Regions from separate parts of the Mus musculus genome. Here all the other regions are linked to region 1. The links are chromatin loops, found by intact Hi-C in ENCODE. Cell type or tissue: left cerebral cortex. All regions are shown on one strand. Links, peaks and the distances in the headings refer to the core of each region. The heading gives the core; the rest is flanking DNA.

What was found. Peaks named below come from ENCODE experiments on the same cell type or tissue, not always from the same donor. Only the 100,000 strongest peaks of a DNase experiment are listed, where the experiment ranks them.
Region 2: it touches region 1 in a loop (2.5-fold over the local background); 2 of 42 quality-filtered maps call a loop at or near these places.
Region 3: it touches region 1 in a loop (2.8-fold over the local background); 2 of 42 quality-filtered maps call a loop at or near these places.

Annotation. Positions count from the first base shown.
Region 1 is chr7:82,644,036-82,654,283 of GRCm38, reverse strand. It overlaps Saxo2 (stabilizer of axonemal microtubules 2), which reads left to right and starts at 5,756. Exons shown (of 3, transcript NM_177894.4): 1 at 5,756-5,892. The coding sequence starts at 5,855. Efl1 (elongation factor like GTPase 1) reads right to left here and starts at 5,670. Exons shown (of 20, transcript NM_175317.3): 1 at 5,606-5,670; 2 at 4,653-4,758; 3 at 2,336-2,403. The coding sequence starts at 4,743. In left cerebral cortex, for the core only: no CTCF peak of the experiment used is centred there; DNase peaks (open chromatin) are centred at 5,071 and 5,721; H3K4me3 peaks cover 2,086 bases; H3K27ac peaks cover 379 bases.
Region 2 is chr7:82,498,683-82,508,930 of GRCm38, reverse strand. It overlaps Adamtsl3 (ADAMTS-like 3), which reads right to left. Exons shown (of 30, transcript NM_001190374.1): 9 at 9,176-9,333. Among named protein-coding and RNA genes, the nearest start is that of Saxo2, 140 kb to the left of the region's middle. In left cerebral cortex, for the core only: CTCF peaks have their summits at 4,679 (motif pointing left) and 5,429; DNase peaks (open chromatin) are centred at 4,676, 7,442 and 7,751; H3K4me3 peaks cover 261 bases; H3K27ac peaks cover 516 bases.
Region 3 is chr7:82,486,132-82,496,379 of GRCm38, reverse strand. It overlaps Adamtsl3 (ADAMTS-like 3), which reads right to left. Exons shown (of 30, transcript NM_001190374.1): 8 at 2,969-3,043. Among named protein-coding and RNA genes, the nearest start is that of Adamtsl3, 160 kb to the right of the region's middle. In left cerebral cortex, for the core only: no CTCF peak of the experiment used is centred there; a DNase peak (open chromatin) is centred at 5,624.

The DNA.
Region 1 (10,248 bases), core at 3,460-8,459:
ATTCTCCTCTCCTGGTAACCCTGAAAAAGACTTCATCATCTACTCCCAGGACTTGGTGGGCATGCCCTGTGATGTGTTTTGCCTACATACATGTCTTGTACACCACATGTATAGTATCTACAGAACAGAAGTGTGACCTACCATGTGGATGCTGGGAACAGAACCCAGAACCCAGGTTTTCACAAGAGCATCAAGTACTCTTAAAAACTGAGCTGTATGAGCAACTATTTTATCCCAGGCTGAAGGTTGACATGAAATTCTCCTCTCCTGGTAACCCTGAAAAAGACTTCATCATCTACTCCCAGGACTTGGTGGGCATGCCCTGTGATTGTCAGGTATGCCCTGTCTCAGGTAGAACTAAAATTATTTGTTCTTTTGCTACCATCTAGTTAAATTAGAACAGGCGTGCTTAATTAAATATTTAAGCCATCAGGGCTGTTCTGTGAAAAAATTTTCCCAACCAATTCAATTTCTTAAATGATTACAATATTAAGTTTACTGGTATGAAGAAGTTGATCATTATATCCTAGTTCTTACATCTCTACAGCATTTCTTGTTCCTATTCTGATCTATTTCTCATTCTTGATCTATCTTGCTGATATTATCAGTTCTATTCATCTTTAAGCCATTCAGTTAAAAGGTCTATATATGTTCTACTTCATCTATTTCCTAAGTACAGCGAGTCACAGCAAATGGCATTAGCTGGCTAAGCACCAACTATGCCTCAACAATGGAAATTAAGAAGAGAAAAAAGGTTTTAGTCATAGTGATCACAAGTTGTTTACACTGTTAATTTTAATTAGCAAACTTTATAGTTTAAACAATTTATGTCTATAGAAAATTTATTAAGTATAGCAGTTCTCACAAACACCCTCCCAACGGCTTCTCTTATTATTTACATCTTCATTACTGTGTGGTATACTGCATTCTTACAACTGATGAACCAACAGTGATAGTTATTAAAGTCCAGTTCATATTAGGGCGATATTTTAAGTTTAAATTTGTTAGTTGTTATCTTTGGCTTCACTAGTGCTTTCTCTAACACATCTGGTTTCTACCTCCCCTGATTACAGTTTATTTCCTCTTACTTTGGTTACTGTCATTCTGCCTTCTCAAGCTGCGGGAACAGGAGCACTTCATTACTGAGTCCAGCCCGCCAGATGGCCTCAAATTTCCAATCCTATCTTTTAAGTCTCCAGTGTCCACTTTGTTGATTCAATTTTGTTTCTCTATTTTCCCATCTCATTATTCCTGATCAATCTTGTTGATTACATACTAGATCCATTAAAGAAAGAAATATCTCTTTATTTTGTTACTATGAAGAAAATTATTCTAAACTCTTTAAACTTACAGGTAGAACACATACTCTTCCTCCTAAAAGTTATGAGTGTGTGTGTGGGTGTGGGTGTGTGTATGTGGAGGGGAGGGTGTGTGTGTGTGTGTGTGTGTGTGTGTGTGGGTGTGTATGTGGGTGTGTGTGTGTGGGTGTGTGGGTGGGTGTGTGTGGGTGTGGAGGGGTGTGGGGGGGTGAGGGGGGATGTGGGGTGTGTGTGGGTGTGTGTGGGGGGGGGATGGAGGGTGAGGGGGGTGTGGGGTGTGTGGGGGGGGGTGAGGGGGGTGTGGGGTGTGTGTCGGGGGGTGGGTGTGGGGGGGTGAGGGGGGTGTGGGGTGTGTGTGGGGGTGTGGGGTGTGTGTGTGTGTGTGTACGCATGCAAACCTAGCACAGAGGTCAGAGGAGAATTTGTAGGAGTGGTCTGCCTCAGTCTCCCCCACCATGTAGATCCCAAGAATCGAATGCAGGAGGACATAAGGCCCCACAGCAAGCACTTTTCCCTACTAGGCCATCTCACCAGCCCCTAAAGCAGTATCTTCAACATGATCCGCAGGCCTTTCTTTGGTTCTTAGCTTACTGAGGCAATCTTCAAGATCTTAGGTAACTGACACTCTCTGCTGGTCTCTAGGCAAAAGCTCCTCTCAAACAAGTACAACGCGCAGAAACTGGTCTTTACTCTTCCCACTTTCCATCAGTAATGCCTTTTCTGCCTTGCTCTCAGACCAGCAAACACATCCACCCGTGAAGACTTGCGATCATGGAACAGCTGACTTGCCACATGTCACTTCTGCATTTATCCAATATGGGATAAATACAGCTGCAACAGAACGCAATATGGAAGTGAGCTTTTCTCAACATCTATTTTATATTAACTTAATGGGTTGTCAGTCCCTTCTACATGTTTACATCACTAAAGGACAAAGCAAATGGATCATGATGTTATAGAGAGCTAATTAATACTCATGAAAATGCAATAAGCATTTACCAAATCCAACAACATACCTTGCCTGCCAGGCGGCTGGAGATGATTCCATTACTGGATATAAGACAATCAGCAAGAGTAGTTTTTCCTGTTAAACAACAGTAATTACAATACATTTGTTTTAAAGGGGTTAGCATTCAATAATGCTGTATTATCTCCCTGTAGACCTCACCAATCTCACTTGAAAAGTTGTCTGATTAATTTTAAGCTCAGAAATTTTCTTAAGATGGGACAGACTTTACAGAGTAAAACTTAGTAAGACTTGTAACTGATGGGGAAACCACTATGAGATCAAAATACAAACCATCTCTTAAAATGTTTATATTTGTTACTATAATCTAGCTAGCTTTAAGAAATCAATCAAGACTATTATAACTTACCAACCATCCCACACAGACTCTAAAAGCTCAGAAAGCAAAAGTACAGTAATAGTGTTTAGCTCAGAAAGGCATTCTGGGTAAACCATCACCAGGAAACTACAACATGTGGTCTTCTGTCGTATTTACCTGTGTGTGACCCTGGCTGACATTAGCAAATTAAACTGTTGCACTTATTTAATAAGAAAATGTGTTTTCCTGTTGTTGCCTGTGGAGGGCTACACTGCGGTAGCCAATGCAATCCAGTTAAAAACTAAACCTGAAATCTACTGTAAGAAGTCTTTGCATAATCAGGTACACATTTACAGTTCCCTTTATTAGAATACTGCCAGAGTTAACACAATTTCAAGCATCATAAACAGTACTCGTGTTTAAGGAATGATATGGGCATATGCAATTTCCACAGTTGAGTGGGCCTAACAAGTGTTGGATTTTCCCTACAATACAGCTTTTTGTGGTCTGTATGTACATAATCTGTGGAATCTGTATAATAGCATAAACCAGAGACTAATCAATGGGACCTCTGAAGAGCTTAAATAATGAGTTAAAAATCCTAGAAAGTCACTTTCCTGCTGTGCAACAGAGCAGAATTCATTCTAAGCATGGCAAACATACATCCATTACAATGTACCACCAAAAGGGAGACTTTGCATCATTAGGCAAGGCTGAATCCCTTGGTCAACAATGTTTGATGCTTGATATATTACACACTAGTCAATCTGCTATTTAATTCTCAAAGGGGAAAAAAAAAAGAATTAATAAAGAAACAAAGTAAAACCTTTGGCTAGATCTTATATCCTCCAAACATGCACACATGTACCCATGGGCAGGCTAGTCACTTTATTTGTATATAAACTCAGTGTCAGCTGGATCTTCTACAAGTGACCCACCCTCTCTCCTTGTCTTCAGAGCTCATGTTAATGACAAGAGTCACCAAGCCTCTTTCCTGCCTTTTAACCCAGCCAAGCACCTTTCCCAGTCTAATCTCATCTACAATTGGAGGACTTTGCCCTTGCTATATTTTTCCTAATGACTCCCAACACGCTAATAAAACTGTTAATGACCATTTCACTATTATTTCACCACTGGCAGAGATTCTCCTTATCCTCCTTTTACATGGGCTACACACTGACACTCAAACGGAAAGTAATTTGAAAAGACCTCAGAGCTCCGGATGTCTAACCAGAGCTAGAGAGCTTGATCCTGTCTTAGAGTCACACAGGAATGGTGAGGTCTGTGACAGGACCCTGCCTGTGTCTCCCTCGCCTTTAAAATGATACGGAGCTTTGGCTTCAACAGGACTCTAAATGCTGAGCTGCTGCTATGAGAAGAAAGAGTTTCAAATGAAGAGTAGTCTCAGGATAAAGCAGACAGCTGAACCCCACCTTAGACACACGCGCTTCCTTCTGCCTGTCTCCACACCTCCATTTGTACTGCTTGCCCCCCCCTATCACCCACAGCCCCTCAAGGGGCACGTCTAACAATTCTTTTTAACCACTTTGCTACCCAATCCTCCAGGTCTCAAAACTCTCACCCACCCCACCCCCAGCCCATCTCACCACGAAGCCCCGATTCCTCCCTAAAGCTTCTCTGGCTGGACAGGTTGGCCTCATAAATGTCTAGGGCCTGACAAATCTAAAAAAGCACTGCCAACTTAGCAAATGCTCAGTATAGGATGAATTAAATAGAATTTATAGAAGATATATTCTACCAAGACCACAGACATTTTACCATCTCAAGAAACTTTTCCATATTTTAACAAAAATCCAAATTCAAAAGCATTGTATGACATACTGGGCAGACCACCAATCACCCGTTAATCCATTTATTTCAAACGTTCTACAGCATGCTTCTCTGACATGGCACAACACACAACTCCTTAGCAAGCATCACTCTCACCGCTCCAATGAAACAGAGACATTTCCTCTTTGTTAATAAAACCCAATTCTAAAAGCCTTACCGTGGTCAACATGAGCCAGAACACAGATATTCCTAATGTTGGCAGTGTTCTTCTGAAGTCGAATCATCTTATCAACACCACTGAGCACCATGGTTATTTCCTGGGACTAAACATTAAATGCAAATTAAAAATGGTACAAAATCTAGTGGGGGTGGGGGTGGGGGTGGTGTGCACAACAGCGAAAACCAAATGGACAAACTGAGAGGGAGATGCTGATGCTGACAAGTCGCCTCAGATTCCTTAACTGAGAACCCAATGAATGTTTAGCCACATCTATTTCCTTCTGGCCCTGAGGGGATATAGTCCTTTAGGCCCATGTTCCATGGTAAAGTCCACACATCCTGCTGACAGTACTTGTGGGGTGAGCTGGGAGTTTCCGGATCTGCCATGCGATGAATCACGCAGTTGGGAGCCAGGTGCAGAGGCGCCCGGCTAAGTCACACTCACACTCACATACATACATACATACATACATACACACACACACACACACACACACACACACACACACACCAGAGACAGACAGTCAGTCTCTCTCTCTCTCTCTCTCTCTCTCTCACACACACACACACACACACACACACACACACACCCTTCCCTACTTCAGTCCCTCCAAAAGTCTGCCTTTCTGTCAAGCTTGCTGGCTTTTATCAGACATGAGAACTTCGGCCCTGTGACTGCACTGAGTGTCCTTAAAAGTTTTTGGATCACGTGCCTAGGAACACACCAGGTGCACGACACACCTTCTACCCCTCTCTCCAATTAAAAGAAGCAAATCGAGGTCTGCATGCCCTTCCTCCTCTTGGGTTCCTGGAGTCGCTGCCGCTGAGAGTACCGGGTCCCTATAAAGTGCAGCCGCTCGGGACACTCCTCGCCCAGCCCAATCGACATGACCCCCCCGGGTCTCCGTCACCGTCTGGTCGCCGGCGTCCCTAGCAAGTCCCCCCACTCACCAGCTCCACGCCGCACCTCACCCACGCACCTAAGACTCCAGGGGTAGCTCAGACCGGAAGTCGCAGGAGCCTGGGGGCGGGGCCTGTGGGCCTGTGACCTCTGACCCGCGCGCATCTAGAACATCACCGGAAGCCACGTCGTTTCCCTTCAACTTGGAGTTCCGCGGTCGCCTTGACGACGGCGGACGCTGTAGCTGCTCTGAAGTGTGCCAGCCTAAGCCTGCGGAGGGGGACGCTGGAGCGCAGAGCATGAGGAACTGGTGTCTGTGCCAGATTTGCACCTGCGGGTAAGAAACGTCCGCCCGGTGTGGCGTCCGCAGAGCCGCGAGCCCCGCCGCGCACACCCCCTAAGGACTCCCTTGCCTGAACCGGAGGAGACCCCTACTCCACCCCCACCCCCCACCCCCCACCCCCGACCTTATGCTCTGCTAAATGCTGCCCATTTCCTCTGCTTGGCTAGCTCCTGGGCAAAACTTATTTTCTTTGCATTCCCTGAGGCTTCCCATCCAGAGATTTAAGCTAAAATACAGTTCAGATCAGCTAAGTAGTATGAGCAAATATGGCTGGTAAGTGATGGAGTCACCCACCGATTCTATTGGTTAACTTAAAAGAACAGTATCCATGGTATTTCGTTTGCCACCCAGAACCTTCCATCCTCTAAACTCTATTTTTATTCCTGCCAAGGCAACATTTTCCTGAGGCCTTTCTGACAGACAAAAATGGCAATAGTCCTCACCGTAAACCTCAGGTTTGGTTTGTAAGTCCTGCCTAACAACTTTACATCACCAGTAAACACATTCTTCTCTATCCTCAAGCTTACTGTTTACCCAGGGGTTAGATCACCTTTGATAAGTGAATAAGAGTAACTGAGTAACGCCAAGCCCTTTGTACTTGTAATCCCCTTCTAAGGGCAACCAGCTACAACACATATTGATTGAGAGCAGTTTCTCAGCCCCTTTTGTAATAAACATTGTTTGTATGTTTGAACAGATGCAAACATAACTTTTAAGGCTTGAATCTGCAAAATCTTGTATGTAAGAAAAAAAATGTATTTGAATCTGAATTTATCTACAAACTAAGTTATTTTCCCATCCACCCATCAGGAAATTCATTATATTAGGGACTTTACATTCTTCAAGAATAATATCACCATCCACAGAGCTGGGGGGACTGCCAATGTAAGAGGAATCCCCTTTAGGCTTTGAAGCATGGCTAATAACTTCTGCCGAAATGTCCCTTGCAAACACTTAGTTGCAGCGAGAGCACTGCCTTAGCTGCTTTCAGTTTTATAACTGAGGTACAAGAATCTTTGACAAAATGGGTAGTTACTATGACATACATAGTTCCACTCAGCCAATGGTTTTTAAACTTTGGCTACCTTCATGAGTCATTGTCTCAAAACGGGGCAAAGATTCTTCACCATCATCCCTCCCCATACCACCTCTCATCTTTTGCCTCCTTTCCTGTTGGAAGGAAAGATGGAAGATCTGTCCATATTCATTTGTTGTTGAAGACTATCTGTTAGGTACATTTGCACCACTGTGGTAGCACTGTGGTAAAAACAGCGAAGGAGAGGAGGTCTGTTTGGGCATACAGTTTGAGAGGGTGCAGTCCCTGGCAGTCAAACATGGTGGGGTTCTTGTTCATGTAACACGAAGCAAGACTTTTTACATGCTGGCAGACCAGGAGGTAGAAAGCCTGTGGAATCAAGACCCAGGCTCTCATCTTCCAAGGGCTGCTGTTTACAACTTATTTCCAGGTAGAGGCCAGCTTCCAAAAGCCTTCCAGAGTGTTTCCATCAGCTGGAAAGCAAAGGTTCAAAATATGTGAACATCTCAGATTCAAACCATGATGCCATCTTTTCTCTCTTAGGGAACTAAAATTTAATTCCTTTGATTTTCCATTAGGGACGTCTGATCTCATCATTTCTGTGAGCTGGTTGGTTTGTTTGTTTGTTGTTTGTTTGTTTGTTTCAAAAAGACAGAGAAGTTTAACAAGTGTAAACAGCTATAACTGGCAGCAAAAGTATAAAGCGGAAGGGAAATTGCACACGTTAGACTAGGAGGATTTTGCTTTCTTTTATAATTTCTCTGCACTGTTATGTTTTATACTTGTCCACAATCTTAGGTAAGTTATATTGTGAATGCATTGCTTTTGTGGACAATAAAAACACTGACAAATTCTAAAGTTTTGACTTGTGTTTTGTTAATCACCGCAGCTCTATCAGAACTTTTATATGTACGTGACCTATGCACTCTGCTCCTGGATTTTCCAAGTATCTTGGACCCTGCATAGGACAAAATCACTTCAGCACTTTCCAGCACCTCCTTTGCAGCAGACATTGCTGAGTCTCATGAGTCTTCTGACTTTAGAGTTTCCTAGACATGGAGGACTAGAGGAGCTGTCTAACCAGGATGCTTCACAACAACTCCCAGCTCCACTCTCTCTTGGCCTCTACTGTATTCTGTGTCCCACAAAAAATAAATAATAAAAATGGACTCTGCTCTGCCTTCTTCCTTTTGTACCTATCCTATGATTCAAAGTAACATGTTGCTATCTGTTGTAGGTGAAACCTAAGCAGAAAACCTGTTTGCCATGCATCTGGGAAGCTCACTTTCTAGCTTTCCTGCTTCAGTAGCATAAGAAGTAGCTAAACTCTTATGAGCCAACTCAGTTTGCTATGCAAGGCTTCACTATGATTTATCGTTTTTATAAACACCAGTGCAGAGGGGGAAAGCTGCGCTACGGTTCAGAAGGTGTGTTAAAGTCACTGGGGACCTGTTAAACATGCAATGACCACACAAGATGTTTTAAAGGGAAATAATGTTTCAGCTTATTTGTTTGTACAGACGGCATCGCTGTCCACATGGAACCACAAGGGTTTATGAATATTCTGACGTATCTTGCCCCACGACGGAGTATTTGGAAAAATATCCAAAATATGGCGGTGTTCTTCCACCTCAGAGCCTTAAGCCAAAGCAAGGATTTCAAGCATACCGTGGTAAAATGGAAGGAATAACCACATTTAAGTAAATATTGAGAAACTGTTTCCTTATTTTTTGTCCAACTCCTCTGGTATTAATAAGGTTTTCTTACTATTTAAATTTAACTAGTTATTTGACTTAAGTTTAACTAATTTAAGAAACAAGAAATTAGTTCACAACTTGAGAAAAGCAGAAAGATAAATATTAAGTTACATTGGCAAAGAGAAGAAAAGAGAAAAAAAAGTTGTATTGACTTTTTTAGTTAACTAAAATATCTCATGTTTATGTACTTTGCATTATTACGATTGTGTAGAAGAATGCCTCTGCTTCCTAATTTGTGTGTGTGTGTCTGTGTGTATGTGTGTGGGCATGTAAATATGTGTGTGTTCTAGTTTTTGCATCTGTTTGGTATCTAATACTTTGCTTGCCATGGCAATTTTAAAAGCATACAGATTTAATTTTATCATAATCCTATTTGAAATAATTTAAACTATCATTAGGCATAGACCTAATTCCTTCCATAGTTACTGCATAGATTATCAAACCCTGCTTGCTTCTCTACTTTATCTTCCCTGTTTGGAATTCTCCCTCCCTCTTTCCCTGGATATTTCTCATCTAATCTATAAATATCATCTAAATATTTTCCTTTGCCAATATCGTCTCTGCCATCCCACCTTTTTTGTTTATCTTTTGGGGTCAGGTAAACTTCCGTCTCATAACTTCTGAAATACCTTCCCAGTGTTATTGGATTCATTTTAGTGCTCTCCACCTGCAGGATGGAAATCCATTGTTTTCTCGGCATTCTGTTTTCAGAAAGCTTGTACAATATCCACTACCTAGAGTAGGTACCCAACATTCCTAAAAGCAGGAGCTTAGTACTTAATATGAGTCATTCATGGTGACTCATATTAACTAGAAAATAGAAGGGTGGTTTATCTGCAGTATAAAGAATAAGTATCATTCCATACTGCATGTTTCTATAATACAGGAAGAAACTTGTGAACTTGTATAAAACTTTATCTTAATAAAATAATTGTAGCTCCGTTAGATGACTGTCAAAATTGACAGTATGTATCTTTAACTCTATGATGTACATTGTGTGATTGTCTATCTTTATAAGGAAACTAGGTAATAGACAGGTTAACTAAGTTACCCAAGGTTATGCATCTACTAAATGACAAAGCCAAGATTTGGATTTAGGCAATCCGACTAGCCTTGGATCTCTGGTTTTCTCCATTCCATGGGACTGTCTTAGCCCCAGAAGTACCACCTCCATCATAATAATGGAATATAATATACAAGCTGGCTAGATTATAATTTCATTCCCATGCATTGTCAGGGCTTCTGAGAGATCCAAAATCTTAGAAAGACTCACATCTGTCTGAGCCATAATTGGTGATCAATTAGACGATAAGCAGGAAGATATTGTGACTTTCATAGGAGGAAACTATGCCTAAGTACAGTCTATGTAGGAGAATGTGGCTTTTGGAAAAGTGACTACAAAGCTAATATTGACAAATTTTTTTAGCTCATAAAATTTTTCACTTCAGATTTCTTTCTATATTAGATTTAAAAATCCACCTACTTGAGAATTTTATTCACTTAAGATCAAATTGAAGAGCTGTTATTTCAGTTTTTAAAAACTAGGATTTTCACATT
Region 2 (10,248 bases), core at 2,754-7,753, 140 kb after region 1:
CAATAGAGATGGCATGCCGCACTGCAAACAGTTGGTAAGTATGGATCTCCCACATTGCAAGCAGACAGTAAAAAAGGCTAAGCCACACTGCAAACAGATGAGAAACTTTCTATATGAAAACTGACAGTGGAGAAAACTTGAAGTGAATCTAGAAACTCAAGATGCAACATCAAAGTAAACCCAGAGAAGAAAAGGAAACAAAGGTAAAAACATATATGAACAGAAAGAAAAGTGAAACTAAGAAAAAAATAATCCACACAACTAAAATTTAGTATTTAGACATGTCAGAGACATTTTTAGGGTGATTAGAAACAAAACCCCCAAAACAAGACAATAAACCAATAAATAACCCTCTCCTCTCCTCCCCTCCCCTCCCCTCCCCCTCCCCTCCCCTCCCCTCCCCTCCCCTCCCCTCCTCTATCCTGTTTTTGAGAGGTCTTATTCTATCTATAGCCCAGACTCCCCTGGAACTTACGCTATGGTCCAAGTCAGTCTCGAATTAACAATCCTCCTACCTCCTCCTTTTAAGTAGTAGGATTGCAGTAGGCTCATGCACACTTAAAAAATCCAGTTCTAGTAGCCTCCAAGAGATGCCAAGGGCTGCCAGGAACCGCACTATTTTTTTCCATAGCCTGTTACTCTTCAACTCTCCAAGAAAACAGTTTGTGCTTCTTCCTCAGTCTACCGACTTACGACTCTTTTGGCAAGGTCATTCACTCATATCTGATACCCTGCATCCCGTTTCAGGAGAAGATGAATATAGGACAGAAGGACACCTCTCCATCTGCCTCCCTTTAATCTGCTCCTCATAAACTGCTTTTCTCCTTAATCCAGAAACTCTTCCCATCCATAGGGGTGAGAAGATCGCCCCAAGAAATATACCAGGTATCACTTACTGCCAACTGGGCCCAAGGACAAAACTAACAAGCACTGTATATGCAAATGCACTTGATGCTGCCACCTTCCTTGTTCACAGTCATATGCCCGCTTCCATTCTAAGTAGCTAGATCTGCCTAACCCGTGGCACTGAAGGAGAAGCAGATTAACATGCCTAAGATGAACTTTGTGCAACACTGTTAGTTTCTTGATTTTGTTTTGGCTATTGTTGTAACTAGCAGAGAAGGTTAGTCTTGTATCTTGAGAAGCATTGTAATAATAATAATAAAAGAATGCTCTTGGGGATACGGTTCCCTGGGGTTTCCATTCCAATCCTCTGCCTCACTGCACTTCAAACTGAAAGCGTGAACCTACCGGGGAGAAAATATTAGCCAGTCTCTTAGGTGTCTGTGGAACTCAGGAGCTCTTGGGGCTGAGACTCAAAAGGCTATGGTGGCAGCTGAAAGGTAGACACAGAAGGGTGAGGAGGTCGAGGTTATTCATAGCTACATAGCAAACCTGAGAACACCCCCAGGTACAAAAAGCAAAAGAAACAAGCAAAGAGTGGACAAAAAGCATGCCCCTTCACTTAAGAAGTTCAAATGGGGGTAAAGCGATGGATCAGCAGGCAAGTGGCAAGTGGCAAGCCTGGAGGCCTGAGTTCTCTCCCTGGGACTCACAGGTAGAAGGAAAGAAATAACCCCTGCACATTGTCCTTGGGCCTCCCCTTGCCCTATGGCACACACATGTAACCACCATGCCCTCTCTTCACAGACAATAAATACATTAAAGTGTAATAAAGATAAAAAAGAAACTCAAGTGACCCCATGAATTTATCACTAAGTCAAAAAATACCAACTTGATAAACTGTGATTATTAAAACCTACTTCATATGTCAAAGAGAAACAATAAAAATGAACAATGTTTCATTGTAGACATACACTTCATTTAAAAAAATTGTTTTAGTAATAAGCTTTGACAAAACTCTATTAAGTAAACTAGATCCTATAAATTACCCAGTCCATCTGTTTTCCAACAACAAGTGTGAGGTTTGGGTACATGCTGCAGATATAGGTTAAGGTGCCTGGGAAGGGATATACATGCTGCAGATATAGGTTAAGGTGCCTGGGAAGGGATATACATGCTGCAGATATAGGTTAAGGTGCCTGGGAAGGGCTATACATGCTGCAGATATAGGTTAAGGTGCCTGGGAAGGGATATACATGCTGCAGATATAAGTTAAGGTACCTGGGAAGGGCTATACATGCTGCAGATATAGGTTAAGGTGCCTGGGAAGGGATATACATGCTGCAGATATAGGTTAAGGTGCCTGGGAAGGGATATACATGCTGCAGATATAGGTTAAGGTGCCTGGGAAGGGATATACATGCTGCAGATATAGGTTAAGGTACCTGGGAAGGGCTATACATGCTGCAGATATAGGTTAAGGTGCCTGGGAAGGTATATACATGCTGCAGATATAGGTTAAGGTGCCTGGGAGGGGATATACATGCTTCAGATATAGGTTAAGGTACCTGGGAGGGGATATACATGCTGCAGATATAGGTTAAGGTACCTGGGAAGTGATATACATGCTGCAGATATAGGTTAAGGTACCTGGGAAGGGATGCAGAAGAAATCTGCAAATGCCACAGAAAAGACTTGGACATTAGTGGAGCTGAGTGCCTTTATGATCAGCAGCAAACACTCAAGAGGGGATGGTGGGGTAGACGTTTTCTAGACATTGTCCAAAGCACCGTGAACTGAGACTCAGGGCTCTACCTGGGCTCTGTCTGAGACTGAACACTTCATGAGCTGATGTCTTGTTCTGATGTGGCAGTCCCAGGTTGGTGCTGATGGAGGCAGCCACCCAAATGAACATTTTCATTTTGAGGTTCTACATGGGAAATATAGTAAAAGTCCTTTTCCCACCATTGGTTCTCCTTGTCATCTGCTTGTTATCACAATCTCCCTGTCCACCCCTCCCATCTGACCCTCTGTAAAACTCCTTCCTACACCCATAGAGGCATAGGGAACAGGCTCTGCACAGCTCACATCTAAGCCTAACCTGCAGAAGATGTGTTCTCATCATTCCACAGAGGAAGAGCTATGGTCTTTGGCTCTGATGCTGAAATGCTCTGAGAATTAAATCCATTTAGAACCATCTCTCTCCATCAATCCTAACTATAAAGACAAAAGCTCAAAGTAAACTAACAAAAATTAATAACAATAACCTTTAGCAGTCATGGTTCTAATGTTAATGCGTTCTCTCTGTACTTCTGTCGACAATAGCCTGGCCACTCGCTCACCTGAACAAGTCCCCAGGGGCAGACATGACCTCTGACAACTTCAACAATCAAGTACATAGAGAATGACAAGGGAGCAAGGTTCAGGATCACTTACAGCAGTGTGTCCCATGCTTTTTAGGGAAATAAACTCAAGTTCAGCTACTGACTTGGCCACTTTGAAATAATTTCTAAAATTATTAATATAAAACATTCATAGTTGTGTATATTTACATATATTACTTAGCTATGAGTTTTGATATCAATGAGAAGATTTTCAAGCAGATTTATTTGACACTTGTCTATTTACTCCTCTGTGTGTGTGCGTGTGTGTGTGTGTGTGTGTGTGTGTGTGTGTGTGTGTGCACTCGTTCCACAGCACTTGTGTGAAGATCAAAGGAGATGGCAGGTTCCAAAGATTGGATTCAGGTTGTCAGGCTTGGTAGCAAGCAAGCACCTGCCCAGCCATCTTACTAGCCCCAGATTTACTAATTTGGGGGAAAAAAATCTCACTGTATAGCCAAGGCTTGCCTCAAATTTGCTATCTTCCTGCCTCAGTTGCCTGATTACAGAAATGAATTAGCACTCTCTGCTTGAAATGCATGAAGAAATGGCCCTCAGGGGCCACATTACAGGAGCATGTCAGATTCTCACAAAGCTCTACCTTTATGATCAGCAGAAAACACTCAAGAGGGGACGGGATTTGGATGGAGGGCAGTGAAGAAAAACTGAAATTCCTTTCCTGTCACCACTATTTCGGATTGACTTGTGTCCCATAAGAAACAACACTGGGGCCTTGCAGTGCTGACATATGCCTTTAACTCCAGCACTCAGGAGACAGGGGCAGGGGCAGGGGCAGGGGCAGGGGTAGAGGCAGAGACACAAGGCACAGGCACAGGCAGAGGCACAGGCAGGTTGATCTCTGTGAGTTTGAGGCCAGTCTCATCTACAGAGCAAGTTCTAGGACAGCCAGAGCTACAACAGAGAAACCCTGTCTTGAAAAACAACAACAAATAAATAAAATAGAAACAAACAAAGAAAAAGAAACTACACTAAAGCCCTAGCCTGCAGAACATCAGAATATGGTCTGACTTGGACACAGGGTCTGTGCAAATGTCATGTTGCTGAGATGAAAGTAATTGGCTGGGCCCTGGCCCAATATGCTTGTGTTCTTATGGAAATAGGGTTGGCTACAGAGGCAGACATGAACGAAGGGAAGATAATAGGAATTCTTTAGCTATGATAAAGGAGGAGAGAGGGACGCAAAGCAGGTCCTCCCTCACAGCCCTCAGACAGAGCCAATCCCGCTAACACCTTAGTTTTGCATATTAAGCCTCCAGAATGATAAGAGAGTCCCTCTCTTTCCCGCACATTCTATCTCTGCGTACTCTGTTAATACAACCTCTGGAACCCTAGGCAGGTCCTGACTCTAAGCCACTCCCCAACTCTCATCCCTCATCCCTGCCTCCTGCCTGTGTTCCTAAAGCACTTGGGAATTTGTGGCTTTCACTTCTGCTGCCCCCGTGTGGTGAGACCATGGTATGTTCTCTAGCAGAAAGGAATCCAGGCAGTCAGAGGAGCTAGCATAATTCTCTAGCAAGACTCTGGGAAGAGGGCATACAAACTATCAGAGCTGGGTCAGGGAAACCTGAAGACAGGTTGCATGCTTGAAAGCTAGGGGAAAGCAACCAGAAAACATACGCCCACGGGAGCATAAAGTATCTAAACTGAATGAAAGTGACTGCCTCAACAACCGGTTGTAGAGGGAAAACATCAGGCCACAAAGAAGACAAATGTGCCTTTCTCTCCGTATGTCTCCCAGAGAGGTTTCTACCACAGAAACACGTATCTTCATTAAAGTAGTTAAATTTTATTTCATAAGGTAATCTCAGTGAAATATACTCCGACTCGATAGTCCTAAACATTTATGCACAGAGGTCAAGATGCCAAGGGTAGGTAAATTCCCTCTGAGTGAGCTCAGCTTATAGCTCAGCAGTTCTCAACCTGTGTGTTGTGACCCCTTTCACAGGGTTGCCTGAGACCATCAGAAAACACAGACATTTACATTACAATTCATAACAGTGTAAAAGTATAATTACAAAGTAGGAATGAGAAAACTTTTATGGTGGGGCGTCGCCATGTATTAAGGGGTCACAGCATTAGGAAGGTTGAGAGCGATTGCCCTGGCTCACCAGTCAGCAATTGCCTGAAACAGCAGTGATTTGGTCAAGAGTCTCTACTGTGCCTGGTGGCCAGGTACACATATTGCAGGAGCAAAATCCTCATACTCCAGGGTAAACCACCCTATTGCAACAGAGATGGGGCAGGAGCCACCATGAGAAACTATTATTCAGGAGAACAAGATTATAGAGTGAGAAGAAGCCCACGGAAAGAAAAAAGGCAAGGCTTCCTGGACCAACCTAGCTATGAAGAAAAAGTTTCTTAAAGAGTAGAAAACAGATTTTTTTCTGTAAGAATGTAAGAATACAGTAGTTTCCAACATTTCCCTTACCAAAAGCCCTGCTCTTTATAAAAGCTATGACATAAATGATGAAGACAAGCACAGCCCAGTATCCCCATAACTGTGCTGGCAGTAGCATAGAGTAGGTGGCCCCTGGGCCCTGCTGCCACAGAGCTCAGTCTTAGGTGGAAGCCATCTTTATTCCAGATGTCCTCTGTGGAGAGCGACTAGAGGGGTGTAGGGACATGGGGGAGGGGTAGTCATCAGTCACCCCACATAGCATTACCCCTCCCTCTAAGCAAAGGAGTGTTGCTTGATTGTGTAGTGATCCCAGAAAAGACGGTTGTAAGCAGAATCCTTCACCTCAAGCCACAGCACAGCTGGGCAACACTACAATGTTCTGAACCAGAATTGGAAGAAAAAAAGAAATAACCGATGGAAAAGAATATTTCCTAGAAACACACATAATCTGGACAAGCTCCTGAGTCAGAGAGAAACAACCCCAGAGTCACTCTTGCTTCATTTCAAGTGTCTCCAACTTTGCCAGATTCTCTTCTACCGAGCACACCGCAGCCACAGAGGAACACGGCTGTAGGCATGGAAATGACACTCTGTTTATACACAGTTAGTTGTGTGTAACGCCCTCTTTGATAAATATGTTTTTAAACAACCCCTTCAGTCTCCAGAGCCTGAAAGCTTTCCAGACACTGAAGCTGAAGTCCAGAGCTGTTTATTTATTCAGTCTGAGAGAGCCAGGATTCAGAGGCAGGAGACAGGGGATTGCTAAATCAGAGTGTGTGTGGGGGGGGTATGTTGTCATGACAGTCTACTAAAAGGTGAGTGCATATTTGGGTAAGAAGGTTGGAAATAATCTTTATTTGTGCAAATGATATGTGAATACATAGTATTAAAATTATTTTAAGAATCATATATTATAAATGAACCTAAGGCCACTTCCCAAAACACATGTCTCCTCTGCAATGGTGACTGTGGTTTCCCTCTCTGACATACTCTCCAGTAATGCACACACACACACACACACACACACACACACACACACACACAGACAACTCACAGAACTGGTTTGTTGGCTGGGAAGACAGCTCAGTTGGTAGAGTGCTTGCCATGTATGGACCCGAGTCTGAAATCCAGTGACTGAATTTAAAGCAAAACTGGGGCTACTGGCACACACTTGTGATTCCAGCCCCCCCACCCCCGAGACAAGACAGGAGAATCTCAAGATTCACAGGACAGTCAGCCTAGCCTAATCAATGAGTCCTGGGTTGCAATGAGAGACTGTCTTCAAAACACAAAGACAGTTCCTAAGGAGTAATGGCTGACATGGACTTCTGGCTGCCACAAGCCTGAGCACACATGTGGACCCACCAAGCACACATGAGCACACACGTGTACCCACACACTAAGAAATCCACAGTTTCCGAGTGTGCATGATCTGGTTCAGAGAAGCAACAGGATCTCTTCAAGTTCTAGTCATGCCGATACTGTAACCAATATCTTGGAATACTAATCTTTGTAGGTCGCTTCTCCAGGCAATCCCATACTTACCCATATTATACCTATACTGATTAAAGGAGATTACAGGTATTCTTAGCAATTAAAAGGAGGAAATACAGAGTCCATGTGTATGAGAGAGAATCACACAGAAACCCTGCAAGGGAAACATAGAAATCACTCTATAATAACAGACCAAAGAGCTAAGTATATTTCCTTCTGGATCCCACACAGAACTCAGAGAAGCCTATGGAAGCCAGGCAGATGGCAGACACCAGGAGCAGCACGAACAGCAGCAGATGCCTGTTCCTTTAATGCAACGTGAGGGTGGCAACTGGAGAAGGTGTGGGCTACGGCAAACCAGAGAGTGATGTCAACCTCCTTGGCATAGAGCAGGCCAGCTACTTGTCGAATCGCGTCCATTTTTACAGCAGAAAAAAAAAAACCACAACAAGTAATATTTTTATATTTTAAAAAGTCTCTTCAGCACTGATCACTGTAGATTCGTTTCTGTTCCTGCTGCTGTGATGAAACGTGGGCAAAGGTGACTTAAGGGAGGAAGGGTTTGCTTTGACTCACACTTCCAGAGTGCCACCTGTCTGTCATAGCTGTCACAGTGGGCAAGACATGGAGGCTGCAGCTTCACGAAGCTTGCTCGCATCACATTCGCAGCCAGGAAGCAGAGGGGTGAAGGAATGCGCCTGTCTGCTCAGCTCACTCCCCAATGCACACAGTCCAGGACCCCAGGCAAGGAACACCTTGGGTGGGTAGGTCAGTCCTCCTACCTCAGTTAACATAATCAATGCAACCTCACATAGGCCAGCCCAGGAGCCCACCACCAAGTGATTCTGTCAATTAGCACTAACCAATCACACACTAGTTAAAAGCCTTGCCTGGTCACACTGCAGGCTGAAGTTGGACCCGAGGGATTCAGATGAGCTCACAGATTTAGTCAAAGTGCCCCATGTCTCTCTGGTAGCAAGTACAACCAATGTCTCAATAGAGCATTCCTTGTCAATTTAATATGTTAAACACATATTAAATAAAAACACATAAAAAATAGTTGGTTTTATTTTTAAGGTTTCAGGGGTCTTTTGTGATGCTTAATATGGAAAAGCTCTAAAACCATCCCAGAGGAAAGCCTCTGGATGTGTTTGTGAAGGAGTGTCTAGTCTGGGTTGACCCATCTGGATGTCAGCCTCTCTGGGTCCTGACTCTCTCTCTACTTCCTGACTGCAGAGGTGGCCAGCTACAACATGCTCCCACCACCATGGTTTGGCCACCATGATAGGCTAGACCCTTCATCTGTGAGCCAAAGCAAAGCCTTCCTTCTCCCCTCCCTTACATTCCTCTGTGTCCGGGATTTTGTTGTTATAGCAACCAGAAGAGTAATGAGCATCATTTTCCTTCATAAAGGTATAATTGACTGTCAAGGTAATTTTCATTCTTCTACTATATTCTGAATGATTTTTCTGGAAATGGAGGGAAGACTCTCACTGAATGATCTTTCTTTTTTTTTTTTTCATTCCTTGTTCATTTTCTTCTATATCTACACTTCGTTCCTTTGTACAAGGAAAGATGGCTCAACTCTACCTAGAGAGAGAAGCAGGCTCAGGGCTCAGGAAGAAACAGTTTGAGCAGATGCTAGTGCAGAGATTGTCATCACCTGTGACCCTGATTTTGAATCAGCGGCTGCAGTACAACACACTGGCAGGGCTGAGGATGGGAGGGACAGCTCCTGTCAAAGGAAGTCAAAGAATAGCCCTCTGTCCTCTCCTTTTCTTCCCCAGGATGGCATGCTTAGCTAATCCCCATCTCCACCAACCTCCATATGGACTTAAACTGAGCATGGCACGTGGGGGTGATGAATATGAAGTTATCTCCCCCTGGAAGAATGAAAATTAATTCTTAATTCTTAGAGACTCTACTTGAGAGAGGGGAACAGTTTTTGGGAATGGCCTGTTCAGATGGAAACCCAGGAAGACCCACTGTGTTTCCCTTGCTATGCCTAAACAGGATGCTCCGAAGACGGTCCATCTACCTTGAAGATGAAATCAGCCATCAGGGGTCCCGCAATCTTGAAGGTTTGTCTGTCCGCACCCTTCTGAAACTCAATCGTCGTGTTTTCTACAGTGAAAACCCCAGGACTGTTGAAGCTGTGCTCTCCTCTGCTTCCTTGAAGTGTTTTGGACTCAATAACTGAAAATTTGAAAATAAAATGTAAATATGGGAACTACCCTAAAGACATTTGATTTAAAACGATACAATGGCTAAGTGCAGCATCACTAGGTACAAATACAACAGATATAGTGCTGTCTCCTCACCTGATGGACACTGATTGATATTGGCAGAGCAGACATGTGAGGCTTTGCAGTGCTAACAAGAGCTTTTGCTCCAAATCTACTTAAGTTCTCAGAACCATTTCCAATACAGAATAAAGAGGAATATTTTCTTAGTTTATGCTTTTTCATGATGTACCTAATATCACAGACTGAGTGAAGCTAAGTCTTTTATTACCCATTCAGAAGAAAGAATCTCAATTTTGATTTAAAATTTTATTTTTTTTTAAGTAGGTATAAATTCACAGAAATTAGCACAGAGACGCCCTATGCAGTCTTCTCTTATCTTGTCCATGGGCTGTGAATCTACGGCACCAGAGCCAACCGGGAATTGATGCTAAGATGTGTATTTTATTAAAGCAACTGTTGCTTTGCCACGATGCCGAAGAATAACTTTCCACATTTCCCAGGACCTCAGCAAGGAGTGTGTGGGAATCTAGAGAGTGGTCTGGAGCAAAGGAAAACCAGTTGCCAAGACATTCATCCACTAAGTCACAGGGTAGAGTTTATTTCCATTGGTTTGATTTGGGTACCTGGAAGAGCTACAGAAGCGAATGCTTTAGTTCTGAGTTCCCATGAGTCCTCTGTGGCATCTAAAGCAGGTAGCTGGTGGGAGACCCCAAGCATCTATGATCATCCCACCACTATTAAGGAAGTGAATATGCATCTGTGTTCTATTGTCTACTGCCCAAGTAGTTTCTCCCCTCCTGCCTTCTTAGTGAGGAGAGAGAAGTGAGCAAGTAGGACCAGTAGCCTCTCACAGTGGAAAGTGCCA
Region 3 (10,248 bases), core at 3,344-8,343, 160 kb after region 1:
TCTAGCTAACATGTAGAGCCCACCCAGTTTCTTTCTTTATGGTCTGTTTGCCAGGAAATAATCCATCTATTTTTCATCTCTGTAGCTGTCTTTGTCTAGGTATTTCAGGTAACATGGGGCTTTTTGTAGCTGGCATCTTTCACTGGGTCAATATTTTCAAGGATCATCCACAATGTAGCACCCATCAGAATTCCTTCCCTTTTTTTTTGTTTTTGTTTTTTTGTTTTTTTTTTTTGTTTGTTTGTTTTTTTGTTTTTCGAAACAGGGTTTCTCTGTGTAGCCCTGGCTGTCCTGGAACTCACTTTGTAGACCAGGCTGGCCTTGAACTCAGAAATCTGCCTGCCTCTGCCTCCTGAGTGCTGGGATTAAAGGCATGCGTCAATAGTATCCCACATGTCCTGATTATGTTATTGTTAGTTTAACTATTGATAGATATCGCTGCTATTTTCATTTGAAGGCTAGCGGGAATAATGGATAAAGGATATGTATATATATTTATATAAATTTATATAAATATACTTATATATTTATATAAATAAAGGATATTTAGCATTTTCCCTATTTGTTATTTATTGATGTAACTATATATGAAGTAAGGAGATTCTTTTGAGACAGAGTCTCACATAACCCAACTGTCCTGGAACCTGCAGCAAAGGCAAGGCTGGCTTGAACACCCAACCTTCCTGACTCCATCTCCTAAGTGCTTAGGGATTACAGGCATGCACCACCATGCCTGATGCTTTTATGATCTTTAGTTCAAATGATATCTCACAATTTTATACTGAGATGAGTCATGGAATTTAATGAGAATGATTTTTGCTAGTTTCTAGATGTTACATTTGAATTTACAAGGAGGAAAAACTGACCCCACAGAGTACTAAAGATTTTCAAACCATTTAGAAAACAGAGTTCTAAAACATTTTGATACTGCATTTCAAAGAAAGTCTTGTGTCACTAAAGCAAATCATAAGGGATAGAGAATTTCTCCCCCTCCAGAGTTAAGTATGGTGTGGTGGCTCAGGCAGTAAACTGCCTGTCACATAAGCATAAGGACCTGAGTTGGACCCCATAAAAAAATTAAAAAACAAAACAGATGCAGCAGCAAGTGCCTGCAATCCCAGCACTGACAAGGCACAGAGGCAGATCTGTGGGGCTTGCTGGGCAGCCAGGCAGCCATCTGATGATCTTCAGGTTTAGTGAGGGATCTTGTCTCAAGGAGTAAGGTGCAGAGTGATTAAGGAAGATACCTGATATCCACCTTTGGATTCAACATGCACTTCCACTCCTGTGCACATGTGTGCATGCACACACACAAACACACACACATGCACACATACACGTACAAACACATATACACACATACAAATATGCACATGTGCACACATACATATACATATACATATACATATACATATACATATACATATACATATACATATACATACATTACACATACATATATATACACACATACAAAAATACCCATATATACACATCACACACACATATGCACACATACAAACATACACATATGCCCACATACAAACATGCACATATGCCCATATATATATATATATATATATATATATATATATATACACACACACATATGCACACATATACACATACTCACATATATGCATATAGTCACACATACACACACATACAAACACACCCACACACAAATATACACATATGCATATACACACATATACACAAACATACAAACATATACATACACATTCATACACACACACATGTGCACACCCACACACCCACCCACACATTATCAAAAATGTGAGACACTTCTGGCCCTGAGAAATTCTTATGGTTTTAAAAAAGAAATCTATAGTGGTGGCCTAGAAAAAACTCAACTGCAGAGTATTTGACTCAGCCACCTTAACTGTGTGTGGTTTCTTGGTAGTGTCTATTGTTCTGGATGTGCAGAGCTAACCAAATTCAACCAATCAGGGTAGAGAGAGGGCTCAGTGGTTAAGAGAACGTACTGCTCTTGCTAAGGACCTGAGTTCCATTCCCAGAAGCCCTGTTGGGCAGCTCACAACTGCCTGCAAGTCCTGCTCCAGGGGCTTGGATGCCGCTCCCCCCCCTAGGAACTCATGCACACACCCCCTCACATGCACAGAATGTAAAATAATAAAAATAAGCCTCTAAACCCCGTAAGCTTTTTCAAACTCACAGCCCAGTCTGACTGAGACCTACTGTCTTCTGTATACAACTAAGGAAGTATGCCTGAGGCTACAAGGGTACCTTGGCACAGAGCAAGAAAACCAGGACACCTCCAGCTTCTGTAGACCCTAAGCAACAACTCCAAGGTAATGTCATCTGACATTGGCAAAGAAACAACTCCCTTGCTCTTTGATAGATACTCTCTGTAGCCCACAAAACCTTCACTAGCTCTCACTGACACCTGGGCTGGAAGCCATAATATATCAGCAGCAAAACTTATCCTTCCAGGTCAAAGGTCAATATTTCATTTGTTTTTTCTTTTAGTCCCAAACTTCTGAAGATTCTTTAATCCTTGTACAGATATTTGACATACAATTTGATTTTCTCTTTAATGAGGACATTAAACTCAAATTGGTATCCTTTTCACCCTAAACTAGGGGAGCAGAACAATTTATAGTTCATAATTCATGAATTCATAATTCATGTATGCTCACGCACGTGTGCCCACCTGGACTCACACACACACACACACATTAAAGAAGAAGAGTTGGGGGTGAGGGAGAACATCTGGGAGGGACTGAATGTATAAAAGAGAGGGAGGGATGAAGTGATAAAATTCCATTTCAATTAAAAACAGTTCCTACAGCATACTGTATATTCCTGGACTCTGAGTATGGTGGACAGAAATCCCTACCATGAACTAGTAAAGGGGATTTTCATTTGTTTGTCTGACGTTGCTGTCAGGGAATTGTGTAACATGCTAAGGTGAAATTCTACTTACAGATCAGGGCAGGTCCTTTCACCGTAATCCTCACACTTCGACTTCCCAAGGGAACGGCAATCACATTTTCTTCCTCTAGAAAAGAACGCAAGACAAACGTAATGAAAGCTGGAGCGCTGAAGAAAGACGGAGGCATGTGAGCACGCGGGTTAAAACCTCAGCAGTTGCTCTTAGAAACAACCAGGTGAGCAGTGGTTCTGCTTCTGGGTGGATGCCTGCGAGACCGGGGAGCAGGGACTCACACGGGCATTTACACATCCACACTCTCAGCAGCACTGTCACGGTAGCCAGCAAGTGGCACCCACACAACCGCACCTATGCTGTCCCTGCAGGTAAGGCATTCTGACACAAGCTCTCATGGACCGACCAGGGGGAAACTGTACCAAGTGAAATCAACTGTAGAAGGACACAGAGCCAAGTTCACACAAACACAAAGTCGGACCATTACCACTCGGGTGTTGGGAGAAGAGGGAAATCAAGAGGTTTTGCTAAGTGGGTAGAGAACTTGTGTTGTAAACGTAATAGGACGTTCTAGAGATAGGTAATGATGATGGCTTCCCTGAACCTCACGCTTAAAAATGACTAAAACAGTGGTGATGGTGGCTTTGAGGAATGGTTCAATCATAGGAAAAGGATTGTCTTGCAAGTATGAGGACCTAGGTTCAATCCTCAACACTCACATAAAAATACCAGGTATGGCATGGTAGGACATGCTCATAATCCCAGAGCTGGGGAGGCAGGAACGGGAGGCTGCCTGGGGCTCAGTGGTTAGGTAGTATAACCTAATTGGTGAGCTCTAGATCAACGAGAGCCTGCCTCAAAAGAGGTATATGGCACTTGAAGTTATCTCTGGTCTCTACATGCCTATGCACACATGCACATGTAGCCATATATATATATATATATATATATATATATATATATATATATATGTGTATGCATATATATTACTTATGATATAATCTCATAATATTATACTAGAAATGTTTTTCAGTATTGTGTGTAAGTCACAGCAATACATACAACACTCTATTTCATGCATATGCTACACTATATTATGTATGAATGGGAAGACAAAGAGTGTACCCATAAGAGTGTGAGGCAGAGGACTGTGTGGCTGCTCACGAGTGAGTAACAGCAAGGCCCTTCAGTCCCACTGTCCTTCAGATGTGAAGGGGAGCTCCCACTGAGCCACTGGTGACAGTCATCTCAGAGAGAGACCGAAAGCTAGGGAGTAGAGAATGTGATTCATACATTCTGAGTTTTCTGTAATAAAATGTGCTTTTAAAATAATACACAGTATGATATTCACTTTTGCTTAAACTTGACATTTAAATTGGGAAGACTAAAGCTGAAATAACTGTTAATAGCAAAAAAAAAAAAAAAAGTGAGGGTGAAAGACTTTTGCTATGAAGGTTTTTGAAAACCCATAAGCAAACAGCTCTGTTCCAGACGACAGAAAGAATGTCGGCTTTCAGGGATGCGTTCAGGATCAACGTAACTCTGAAACCCTCACTAAAAAGAGGCAACCCGGAAAACAGATGCCTATGAGCCCATTTGATAAAGGTTATAGATAAAAACACTGAATAATAGAAAACAAATTGGTTCTGAACTCTCTCAAAAGAACAAAAGAAATGATGTTCTCAAGTGAATGGTTGATTCAGGACTGGGAGATTTATGTATTAATTGGGAAACCAGAGGTTCAAAGGCTTGGTTTTAATCATACCTATAGATAAAAAGCATTTTCTAAAATTCAGCATACGGTGCTTATTCCAGTCTTATTAACACCGGGAATAGAAGAATCATCCTTAATTTGATAAAGAGCATTCGAGGCCATGGGCAGGCTCAATGATGAGCCACTAAAATTGTTCCTGTTGGGACAAAGCAAACATCATCATCACCATAATTTTCCCTGTAGGTTCTTGACCATGGAATTTGAAAATAATAGCACATGCAAATATATTCTGGGGAAAAAAACTTTAAATATTGCAGTTATAAAAGGAAAAATTATGTCCAAGGGGTATTTTGACAGTACACAAAATGCTTTAGAATTTTGTTATCTAATTATATATTTAAATATATTTATGTATTTTAATGCTATTTGACATGTATTATGCAAATATAGCACATATTATGTTAATTGCTGGCATTAAGCATTGGTATAAGTACACACAAACCTAACATAAGCTAACCCAGTAGCAGTGAGCCTGCTGGCCATCAAGCTGTGCCTGAAGACACCACTACCCACTACAGAAAAAGAGGCTTTTTAGAAGACCAATTACAGTTTGAATCTGAAAATAAACGCTATGCCATCACAGCACAGCAATGTCTTTTGGAGAACCCAAGGAAGCTCTTATAGGCAAGCTCTGGAGTTGGGTTGAAAGGAATTGGAGTTAACAAGAAGGGTTCCCAGGTAGGCAATAACATTGACAATCTGAACATTAGGAAGAATGACAATTACAGTAAAGTTAGTCATGCAAAATACACTGAAAGCAGCAAGGCGAAATAATGCTGGAAAAATCCAGTTCCCACACGTAGAGGATGCTGGGAAGCAGTTTACGGTTCTAACATTGGCAAACAGAGAAAAGGGCAACGCACGTGTTGGGCCTTTCCATATAAACCACCAGGCAGGGGAGCCAGATGCCTGATTGGAAGTGGGTGCCTTTCTCACAGGAAGTATGTGGGCTCCTAAGTGAGAGTAGGTGGGATATGACAAGACAGATGATGCTCACAGCGACCTTCCTGGCATGATTCAGTAGGAACTACAGGCGTGAGCTCTAAGGTACTCTTTCTGGTAGACCTGAGCATAGATCTTCAGATGGAGTCGCCTGTTTCACACAAATTGGATACAAAACAAAGGAAGCACAGGCTATTTGGAGACAGGGTTGAAAAGCAATGTGAAGAACCGAGAGCAGACAATAAGTGACGAGTTTCTTCAACAGGCAACTGTCAAGAGGAAAGGAGAACAGAGCGAGTGCTTACTCCTTACAAGGTTGCAAAGAAGCCAGACAGTGTAATGCACACCTTTTAATCCCAGCACTAGGGGACGAAGAGGCAAGTGGATCTCTGTGAGCTCAAGGCCAGTCTGGTCTACAGAGCAAGGTCCAGGACAGGCAGGCCAACATAGTGAGATCCTGTCTCAAAAAACAAAAACAAAACAAAAAAAGGTTCCAAAGAGACTGAAGGAAACTCCTGGCCTTGTTTGACAAGTAATTTGAAGAAATAAAACAACAACAAAGCAAACAAACAACAAGTAAGGATTTATGAAAGCAATTGCGATTATGAGTAAAAATTGTAGCCATCAGCATTTCTAAAACTCTGGAAATTAACCCAGGGCTTCCAAAAGTCTGGGCAGTAATTGCTCTAAGAGAACATGGGGTAAGAAAGGACAGACAATAGGATATCAACTTGTTTACTTCTATCTTCCTGTTTTCAACCCCCATAGTAACCTTAGAAAAAACCTCATAGCCCTAGTGGAGGCCACCAACTTGCCAGACTCTGCAGGAGTGGAAATGGGCTTGGAGCACCCAAAAGTCCAATTCCCAGTGGGCATTACTTGGCTTGTGTGGTTGTTTCCTGGAAGAGCCCACTCACTAAGCTGCCTGAATCTGACCCTGAGCTTGCCCAGGGAAAACAGCCTCCTCATGGGAGTTTAACCAAAACAATCAGAAGTCTTTGTTTAATGTCAAGGCTACATGAGGTCTTCAGCAACTATCAAAAACCTTCCATGGAAGAGCTGGGAAACCACGTGCAGAGCACTCCTGGGAGTTGGTGGTGGTATGTATGTATGGCTGTGTGCTTACGGAGAAAGACCGACAAAGACCTTGAGCTCTCGTCTCTTTATGCTGAAGTAGAGTGTGTTGGTGAGAACAAAACTGCCAGCTACCTGGTTGCCTGTTGGAAATATATCCCAACACACACACACACACATACACCACAGGCATATACACTCAAACACACATATACCCATACATACATGCACACACTCACACACACACCAAACACACATATATTCACACATGTGCACATACACATACACACACTAACACATACATACACAAATACATGCACACACTCACATACAAGCACAAATATGTACACATGTACACACAATTTCAACGTATATCACAATAGAGAAAATAATCAGACACATCTAGAACATTGAAGATTTTGTAAGACAACTCAAATGAACTCTTCAATACCATAGAAAATGTTTTCTACATAAAAAGAATAAGAGATTTTAAAAACTAAATACAGTGAAGGAAAAGACTGGTCTATGAGTCAAAATGTGATGTGTGCAGCTTAGGGTCTGTAGGTACATCTAAATGGATAATAAATAATAATAAATAAATGGATAATAAGTGGATAAATGAGGCATCAGTGCAAACACAGCATAAATATTGAACCCAGGTACAAGATCTATAGGAACTAAGCATATTAGTTAGAAAAGTCTACTTGTACTGAAAAATTAAGAAAATCAACACATTAAAACTCGGCAAATACCTTCTTAGAATTGGGAACAAAACACCCATGGAAAGAGGTACAGAGACAAAGTTTGGAGTTGAGACGAAAGGATGGACCATCCAGAGACTGCCCCACCTGCGGATCCATCCCATAATCAGCCACCAAACCCAGACACTATTGCATACGCCAGCAAGATTTTGCTGAAAGGACCCTGATATAGCTGTCCCTTGTGAGGCTATGCCAGTGCCTGGCAAACACAGAAGTGGATGCTCACAATCAGCTATTGGATAGAACACAGGGCCCCCAGTGGAGGAGAAAGTACCCAAGGAGCTAATGGGGTCTGCAACCCTATAGGTGGAACAATAATATGAACTAACCAGTACCTCCCAGAGCTCGTGTCTCTAGCTGCATATGTAGCAGAAGATGGCCTAGTCGGCCATCATTGGGAAGAGAGGCCCCTTGGTCTTGCAAACTTTATATGCCCTAGTACAGGGGAACACCAGGGCCAAGAAGTGGGAATGGGTGGGTAGGGGAGCGGGGGTGGGGAGGGTATAGGGGATTTGGGATAGGATTTGAAATGTAAATGAAGAAAATACCTAACAAAAATTGGGAAAAAAAACTTGGCAAATAAAAGCAAGGTATGATTATTTTTTTCCTATTCGTGTGTGTGTGTGTGTATGTGTGTGTGTGTGATATGTGTGAATGTGTATACTCATCTCTGCAGGTATAGGGACACACCCATGTGTGCATGTGCACATGGAGAGTCAAGGTTGTTATCTGGAATCTTCCTAGGTGACTCTTCTTTGAGGCAGGGTCTCTCAATCCAGCCCAAAGCTTGCTAGCTAGTTTGCTCCAGGGATCCCCTTTCCGGCCCTATGATGATGAAATTATAGATGAGTGACCATACCAACTTGATACTGACAAGAGGTTTGGGGATCCAAGACCTAGTCTTTTTGATTGCAGGCAGGGCAAACACTTATGTGTTGAGCCATCTCCCCAGCCCAAGAAAAATTGTTATATCACCTGATTGTGTGTGCCCTTCTTGGAAGTACTTGTTATATGGAAATCTCACAATATATCATGCAAATGTTGAACACACATACATAGTAACCCCTGGGATATAGGCAACTATCAACAGTATTTATACTGTTACAGAACAGACCTGGTTAGAATTTGTGGATGAAAACATGCCAACTTTATAATGTAAATTATTGAAAATATACTACATACTCAACCACTTCACCTCTGCCAAGAAGGGCCCACCAATGTGATAACTGCTTAGTTGCTTAGACTATGATTGATCACATTGCCTGCTGCTCATTTTGGTTTTCTTTGCCAGGATAATCTGGACTTTTTATAACAAGCATATAGCAAATCATATGTAATAAAAAGATTTTTTTCATTTCTTTTTAAATTTTTTTAATTAATTTATTTTTTACATTCTTTATTCCATTCCCTGCCCCTCCATCCACCCTCCGGGTACTCCACATCCCACACCTCCTCCCCACGCCCCTTTCTCCACGTGGATGCCCTCACCCCCAACCCTACCTAACCTCTAAACTCCCTGGGGCCTCCAGTCTCTTGAGGGTTAGGTGCATCATCTCTGAATAAATACAGACCCGGAAGTCCTCTACTGTATGTGTGTTGGGGGCCTCATAACAGTTGGTGTATGCTGTCTGTTTGGTGGTCCAGTGTTTGAGAGATCTCAGGGGTCCAGATTAGTTGAGACTGCTGGTCCTCCTACAGGATCACCCTTCTCCTCAGCTTCTTTTCACCTTTCCCTAATTCAACAATAGGGATCAGCTGCTTCTGTCTATTGGTTGGGTGCAAATATCTGCCTCTGACTCTTTCAGCTGCTTGTTGGGTCTTTCTGAGGTCATTCATGATAGGTCCCTTTTCGTGAGTGCTCCATAGCCTCAGTAATAGTGTCAGGCCTTGGGACCTCCCCTTGAGCTGGATCCCACTTTGGGCCTTATAGCTGGACCTTCTTTTCCTCAGGCTTCTCTCCATTTCCATCCCTATAATTCTTTCAGACAGGAACAATTATGGGTCAGAAATGTGACTTTGGGATGGCAACCCCCTCCCTCATTTGATGCCCTGTCTTCCTGCTGGAGGTGGGCTCTATAAGTTCCCTCTCCCTACTGTTAGGCATTTTATCTAAGGTCCCTCCCTTTGATTCCTGAGAGTCTCTTACCTCCCAGGTCTCTGGTGCATTCTCCTATTTCCCAACCTCCTATTTCCTGAAGTTGCCTGTTTTCATTCTTTCTGCAGGCCCTCAAAGCAATCACAGTGGGGAGGGAGGGAGAGACCTGGGAGGGAAAGTGAATGGGAAGGGAGAGGGGGGAAGAGAGGAGCCTTATCTGGTATTGGGTGGAATAAAAACATTTTTAAAATGTATTTTTTGAACATGCAAAACTTTCCTTGAATTAATAAAGAGCTATCTGAGCAGATCAATTGGACTGAACAATATCACTACAAATGTAGACTGTATATCTTTAAGAAGTGTGTGTGTGTGTGTGTGTGTGTGTGTGTTCCCCACTGCCACAGTTTCATGTGAAACCACAAAGGCCAGAGTCCCTGACACTGTATCTTTGGCAGAGTAAAGCAGAACCCAGGCCTCCCATTGTATTCCTCTTAGAGTGGGTTGCAAAGCCAACAGGAGAGGTTTGGAACTGGGGTCATCTATAAGGAGGCTCTTCTGTAGAGCTTAATGTCTTCAGATTCTGGGGAAGGTAATTTACAGTCTGCAATCCAAGTGCTTCTTCTGCACCAGAATCCTTTGTTTCAGCCACCGATTTGTCTCAGTCTCTGATACA